Regions from separate parts of the Homo sapiens genome. Here region 1 is linked to region 2. A link is a loop called in an ENCODE intact Hi-C map of the cell type or tissue named here. Cell type or tissue: B cell. All regions are shown on one strand. Links, peaks and the distances in the headings refer to the core of each region. The heading gives the core; the rest is flanking DNA. Region 1 has its middle 5.1 kb from the start of EPO. Region 2 overlaps AGFG2 (ArfGAP with FG repeats 2).

Region 1 (2,908 bases), core at 326-2,825, 170 kb before region 2:
TCAGGAGTTCGAGACCAGGCTGGCCAACATGGAGAAACCCCATCTCTACCAAAAAACAAAACAAAAACAAACAAACAAAAAAACACAAACACACACACACAAACTAGCCGGGTGTGGTGGCATGTGCCTGTAATCCCAGCTACTCGGGAGGCTGAGGCACAAGAATTGCTTGAACCCAGGAGGTGGAGGTTGCAGTGAGCTGAGATTGTGCCACTGCCCTCCAGCCTGGGTGACACAACAAGACCCTGTCTCAAAAAATAAATAAATAAAATAAAATGAATTAATGTGTGCCTTTTTTTGCCCCCAGGAGGCTGCCCACTGGCCACTGGGCTATGAGTGTCATTTCATGTCTCCTAGCACTTAGTGCAAAGGCTTGGTTCACAGTAGCCATTCTATAAACTTGGAATAAATGTTTTAAATGTTTCTAACGTACTTGCCTCTCACATCCATCCCAGGAGTGGTCAGACAGTTCAGGTTTGATAACTACTCTTTTTGTGGGGGAGGGGATGGGATCTTGCTCTGTCACCCAGGCTAGAATGCAGTGGTGTGATCACAGCTCACTGCAGCCTCAACCTCCCAGGCTTGAGTGATTCTCCCACCTCAGCCTCCTGAGTAGCTGGCACTACAGCTGCATGCCACCACATCCAGCTAATGTTTAAATTTTTTTGTAGAGATGGGGGTCTCACTATGTTGCCCAGGGTGGTCTCAAACTCCTGAGCTCAAGGGATCCTCCCACCTCAGCCTCCCAAAGTGCTGGGATTACAGGCGTGAGCCACAACATCTGGTTGAAAATTACTATTTTTTTATTATATTTTAGAAACTGAAAGCAGTGAGAAGTCTGAAGACAGTTGTGGAATAAGATCAGTGACCCTGAATCCTGCAGACGGAGAGGAGGGAGGCAAAAGCGGGTTGCTCATTGATGAGATGTTTGAGCCTTAGACTACAAATCAGGCTAAGAGGTGGACAGCCTTTGGGATTAGGAGTCCTAAATCCTGTGCTCAGGTTCTAGCTCAGTCTCTTATTAGCCAGATTCCTTCGGCTTAAGAACAAGCCTCTTAGCTCCGATGTCAGCAGCCTAAGAGGGAGATTTCTCCTTTACTGACTCACAGCATTCCTGGTGCAAGAATCAAATGCCATCTGTGGAAACCACAATATAAATGTGTATTGAAATGTACAAGGTCACAGCCGGGCGCGGTGGCTCACGCCTGTAAACCCAACACTTTGGGAGGCCGAGGTGGGCGGATCCTCTGAGCTCAGGAGTTTGAGACCAGCCTGGTCGACCTGGTGAAACTCCATCTCTACTAAAAATACAAAAAATTAGCCAGGTGTGTTAGCAGGCGTCTGTAGTCCCAGCTACTCGGGAGGCTGAGGCAGGAGAATCGCTTGAACCCGGGAGGCGGAGGTTGCAGTGAGCCGAGATCGCGCCACTGCACTCCAGCCTGAGTGACAGAGTGAGACTCCATTGAAAAAAAAGAAAAGAAAAGAAAAGAAAAGAAATGTACAAGGTCAGAGCCCTAAGGATCTATCGCTTGTAGGTTTCTCTAGCAGTTCCTAGTAAGACCTGAAGAGGGCACTGTAGCCCACGAGCCGGTTAGAACAGAGGGAAAATTCTCTTGGGTCCTCCCCTTTGGCGACTCCTCGCATCCCAGCTCCACACCTACCGCCCCGCTCCCTACACACCTGTCAAGTACCCTCCAACCTCCAAAACCTTCCCGTAATTTTTCCTGCTGCGGATTGCAAAACATTCTCTCCCGTTTGCATATGTGCAGGGGAACACAGGCTGACTTCTCTACAGTTGATGATACAAGCAGAAAGACCGGCCCTCACATATGGGATAACAACCAGGATCGGGGTCCCATACAGTTGTTTTTGTTTGTTTGTTTTTGTTTTGTTTTTGAGACAGAGTTTCGCTCTTGTCGCCCAGGCTGGAGTCCAGTGGCACGACCTCGGCTCACTGCAACCTCCGCCTCCCAGGTTCAGTGATTCTCCTGCCTCAGCCTCCAGAATAGCTGGGATTACAGGAGCCCACCACCACACCCGGCTAATTTTTTGTATTTTTAGTAGACATGGGGTTTCACCACGTTGGCCAGGCTGGTCTCAAACACCTGACCTCAGATGATCCACCCACCTCAGCCTCCCAAAGTGCTGGGATTACAGGCATGAGCCACCGTGCCTGGCCTCCCATACAGTTTTATGACAGCTTTTGCTGTCTGCACAGGTCCCTCCTCAGTGGTCCTTTCCCGCTGAAGCATTATTTTTGAGAAGGAATCTGAAGTTGTGGTCAGAGTAAAGGGGAAAATGAGAAGTAGAAATCAAGAGTGGAAGTAGAGTTCATTTGTTCCATGTCCCCCACCCCAGGGGAGTAAAGGAGCAGGTAGGGATTAGGTAGAAGGAATAAACCAGGCGCAATGGCTCACACCTATAATCCCAGCACTTTGGGAGGCTAAGGAGGGAGGATCACTTGAACCCAGAGTTTGAGACCAGCCTGGGCAACATAGCAAGACCCCATCTCTAAAAAAAATAAGATAAAAATAATTTAAAAATTAGCAGGGCATGGCGATGCATGCCTTTAGTCACATCTACTCATGAGGCTGGGACTAGAGGATTGCTTGAGCCCAGGAGTTTGAGGCTGCAGTGACCCATGATTGCACCACTGCACTCCAGCCTGGGCAACAGAGCAAGACACTGTCACTAAAAACAAACAAACAAACAAAATCACAAATATATAAATGGACCACCTAGAGTGGCCCTTGTCCCCGAGCAGATGCTGTTTATAGAGGTGGCTCCAACCGCACCTGTGTGTACCGCCCCTTTTGTGAATTTCAGAGGCGAGTATTCATGGTGACAGTCCCCAGGTGAGTAAAGGAGGCAGCTGGACTTAGCGAGGATGTGCATTGAGGCGGAAGGC
Region 2 (2,908 bases), core at 305-2,804:
CAAGAGTCCTGGAAATTCCAAGCAATCTTGTCTCAGGGGAAGAGGCTGAGTCCCTGTCATTTTAAGAAAGCCTCCTGTCTGCACATCAAAGTCTCGTCTCTATCTTGGGACCCTATCGACCACACTGGGCTGCTGTGAATGTAAAAGGAGGGTCCAGATGGAAAGAGGCTTTATTGACAGGACGCGGCAGTTCATGCCTGTAATCCCAATACTTTCAGAGGCCAAGGCGAGCAGATTACTTGAGGTCAGGAGTTCGAGACCACCCTTGCCAACATGGTGAAACCCTGTCTCTACTAAAAATACAAAAATTAGCCAGGCATGGTGGCAGGTGCTTGTAATCCCAGCTACTTCGGAGGCTGAAGCAGGAGAATCACTTGAACCCGGGAAGTGGAGGTTGCAGTGAGCTAGGATCACACCATTGCACTCCAGCCTGGGCAATAAGAGCGAAACTCCGTCTCAAAAAAAAAAAAAAAAGGGAGATCTGGCCAGGTGTGGTGGCTCATGCCTGTAATCCTAGCACTTTGGGAGGCCGAGGAGGGCGGATCACGAGGTCAGGAGATCAAGACCAACCTGGCTGACACGGTGAAACCCCGTCTCTACTAAAAATACAAAAAAAAAAAAAATTAGCCAGGCATGGTGGCGGGTGCCTGTAGTTCCAACTACTCAGGAGGCTGAGGCAGGAGAATGGCGTGAACCCGGGAGGTGGAGTTTGCAGTGAGCCGAGATCATATCACTGCACTCCAGCCTGGGCGACAGAGTGAGACTCCGTCTCAAAAAAAAAAAAAAAAAAAAAGGGAGATCTTCCACATGCCAGGCACTATGCATAAATAACAGCGACCCGGGCCCTAAATGGGTGAAGCTGAGAATCTAGTAGGGAAGACGAAGTGCCCAGTGCCTACCTGCTGCCAGGTCCTGAAGCCCCGCTCCCTCTCACTGAGTGTCGGCACTTGTAAGACAGTGCTCTCCTTTGCCACCTCCTTCCTAAATGCCTGGGCTTTCTAGATGAATGAGTGCTGGCTGCCAGCTTCCTCCTGGGCAAGGCTACAATGCCACTGTGCTTACTTGGTCATCAATCCTTTCTAATCCACAGGATGCAAGACAGGCTAGAAAGCCACCTGGGTGGGGCCAGGCCCAGTGGCTCACACCTGTAATCCCAGCACTTTGGGAGGCTGAGGCAAGCAGATCGCTTGAGGTCAGGAGTTTAAGACAAGCCTGGCCAACATGGCAAAACCCTGTCTCTACTAAAAGCACAAAAATAAGCTGGGCGTGGTGGTGCATACCTGTAATCCCAACTACACGGGAGGCTGAGGCACCAGAATCACTTGAACCTGGAAGAGGAAGATTGCAGTGAGCCAAGATTGAGCCACTGCACTCCAGCCTGGGCGACAGGGCAAGACTGTTTCCAAAAAAAAAAAAAAGCCAGCAGCATGGTGTTGGATCCTCTACTGACTCTCCCAGCCGAGGCCTTTCCCTGCCTGCCTGCCTCCAAGTACAGTATGTGGAATTTCCACGCAAGCACGGCTCCCTTTCCTCGGATGGCTGACTCTTTGTGCTGCTGTGGTCCTGCATGTTCCAGGAGCTTCACCCAGTGAGGACCAGGCTGGGAGAGAGGCTGCAGGCCATGCTGTGCCTCCCTGTGGACACTAGGGGGCAGAACCATCCCTAGCCCAGGCAGGGTTGGCCCTTTGCACAGAGGGTGCATTCTCACAAAGGAGGCGGTGGCCCAAGAAACACCTGCACTCCTGTTTGCTTTTCATTTCATGCACTTTTTTTTTTTTTTTTTGAGACAGGGTCTCATTCCAATTGCCCAGGCTGGAGTGCAGTGGCATGATCTCAGCTCACTGCAGCCTCGACCTTCAGGGCTCAGCTGATTCTCCCACCTTAGCCTCCTGAGTAGCTGGGACTACAGGCACGCACCACTATGGCCAGCTAATTATTTGTATTTTTGGTAGAAATGAAGTTTTGCCATGTTGCCCAGGCTGGTCTCAAACTCCTGAGCTCAGGTGATCTGCCCACCTCAGCCTCCCCAAGTGATGGGATTACAGGCATGAGCCACCACACCCGGCCTTCATGCGCTTCTTATACCACGCAGCTAGATTTCTACCCTGCCTTATCACAGTTTGAGGGAGAGAAGCAGTTTTGAAAACCCCTCTCTCCATACTCCCCCTCAGAAATATAAAAATAAAAGCAGGTTTGTCAGAAGAGACACCCACCTCTCAAAATCTCCTCTCTCAGTTCACACCCAACAGCTAAGTCACACTCACGGGAACACCTGCATGATCATGGTGTAGTGGGAAGCGGTTCTGCCAATTATCAGCATTAGATCTGGGCCAAGTTGAGCCAGTTTCCTGCAAAGGGAAGCTCTTTCCTTCCTCATGGACATAATGCATGAAGGCACCCAACAATGGCAGGATCCTCGGAAATGTTCCTTGGCTCTGGGTTTGGCTGTAGATTGACTGTTTTTGTTTTGTTTGAGACAGAGTCTTGCTCTGTCACCCAGAGTGCAGTGGCGCAATCTCAGCTCACTGCTACCTCAGCCTCCCGGGTTCAAGCAATCTTCCTGCCTCAGCCTCCCCAGTAGCTGGGACTACAGTCACGCACCACCATGCCTGGCTAATTTTTGTATTTTGGTAGAGAGGGGTTTCACCATGTAGGCCAGGCTGGTTTCAAACTTCTGACCTCAAATGATGCACCCCACTCAGCCTCCCAAAGTGCCGGGATTACAGGTATGAGCCACTGCGCCCAGTGACTGACTGCTTTTTGAGACAGCCAGATAGTGGACAAAAGGTTTAATGCTTGGGACATCCGTGGAGCTGAGCCCTTCCTTCTCTCTGAGTCTGCCCCAAAAACTGTCTTTACGGTGAAACCCTGTCTCTACTAAAAATACAAAAAATTAGCCAGGTGTGGT

Evidence for each region. Peaks named below come from ENCODE experiments on the same cell type or tissue, not always from the same donor. Only the 100,000 strongest peaks of a DNase experiment are listed, where the experiment ranks them.
Region 1: a loop joins it to region 2, with 14 times the contacts of the local background. A loop is called at or near these places in 16 of 110 quality-filtered maps.

Annotation. Positions count from the first base shown.
Region 1 is chr7:100,724,121-100,727,028 of GRCh38, reverse strand. No RefSeq gene overlaps it. Among named protein-coding and RNA genes, the nearest start is that of EPO, 5.1 kb to the right of the region's middle. RefSeq lists an enhancer at 1,633-1,812 and a silencer at 1,964-2,198. In B cell, for the core only: CTCF peaks have their summits at 1,354 and 1,555 (motif pointing right); DNase peaks (open chromatin) are centred at 1,296 and 1,588; H3K27me3 peaks cover 833 bases.
Region 2 is chr7:100,558,694-100,561,601 of GRCh38, reverse strand. The region is part of intron 6 of AGFG2 (ArfGAP with FG repeats 2); the gene reads right to left. Among named protein-coding and RNA genes, the nearest start is that of SAP25, 14 kb to the left of the region's middle. RefSeq lists enhancers at 1,498-1,547, 1,818-1,867. In B cell, for the core only: CTCF peaks have their summits at 1,424 and 1,628 (motif pointing right); a DNase peak (open chromatin) is centred at 1,651.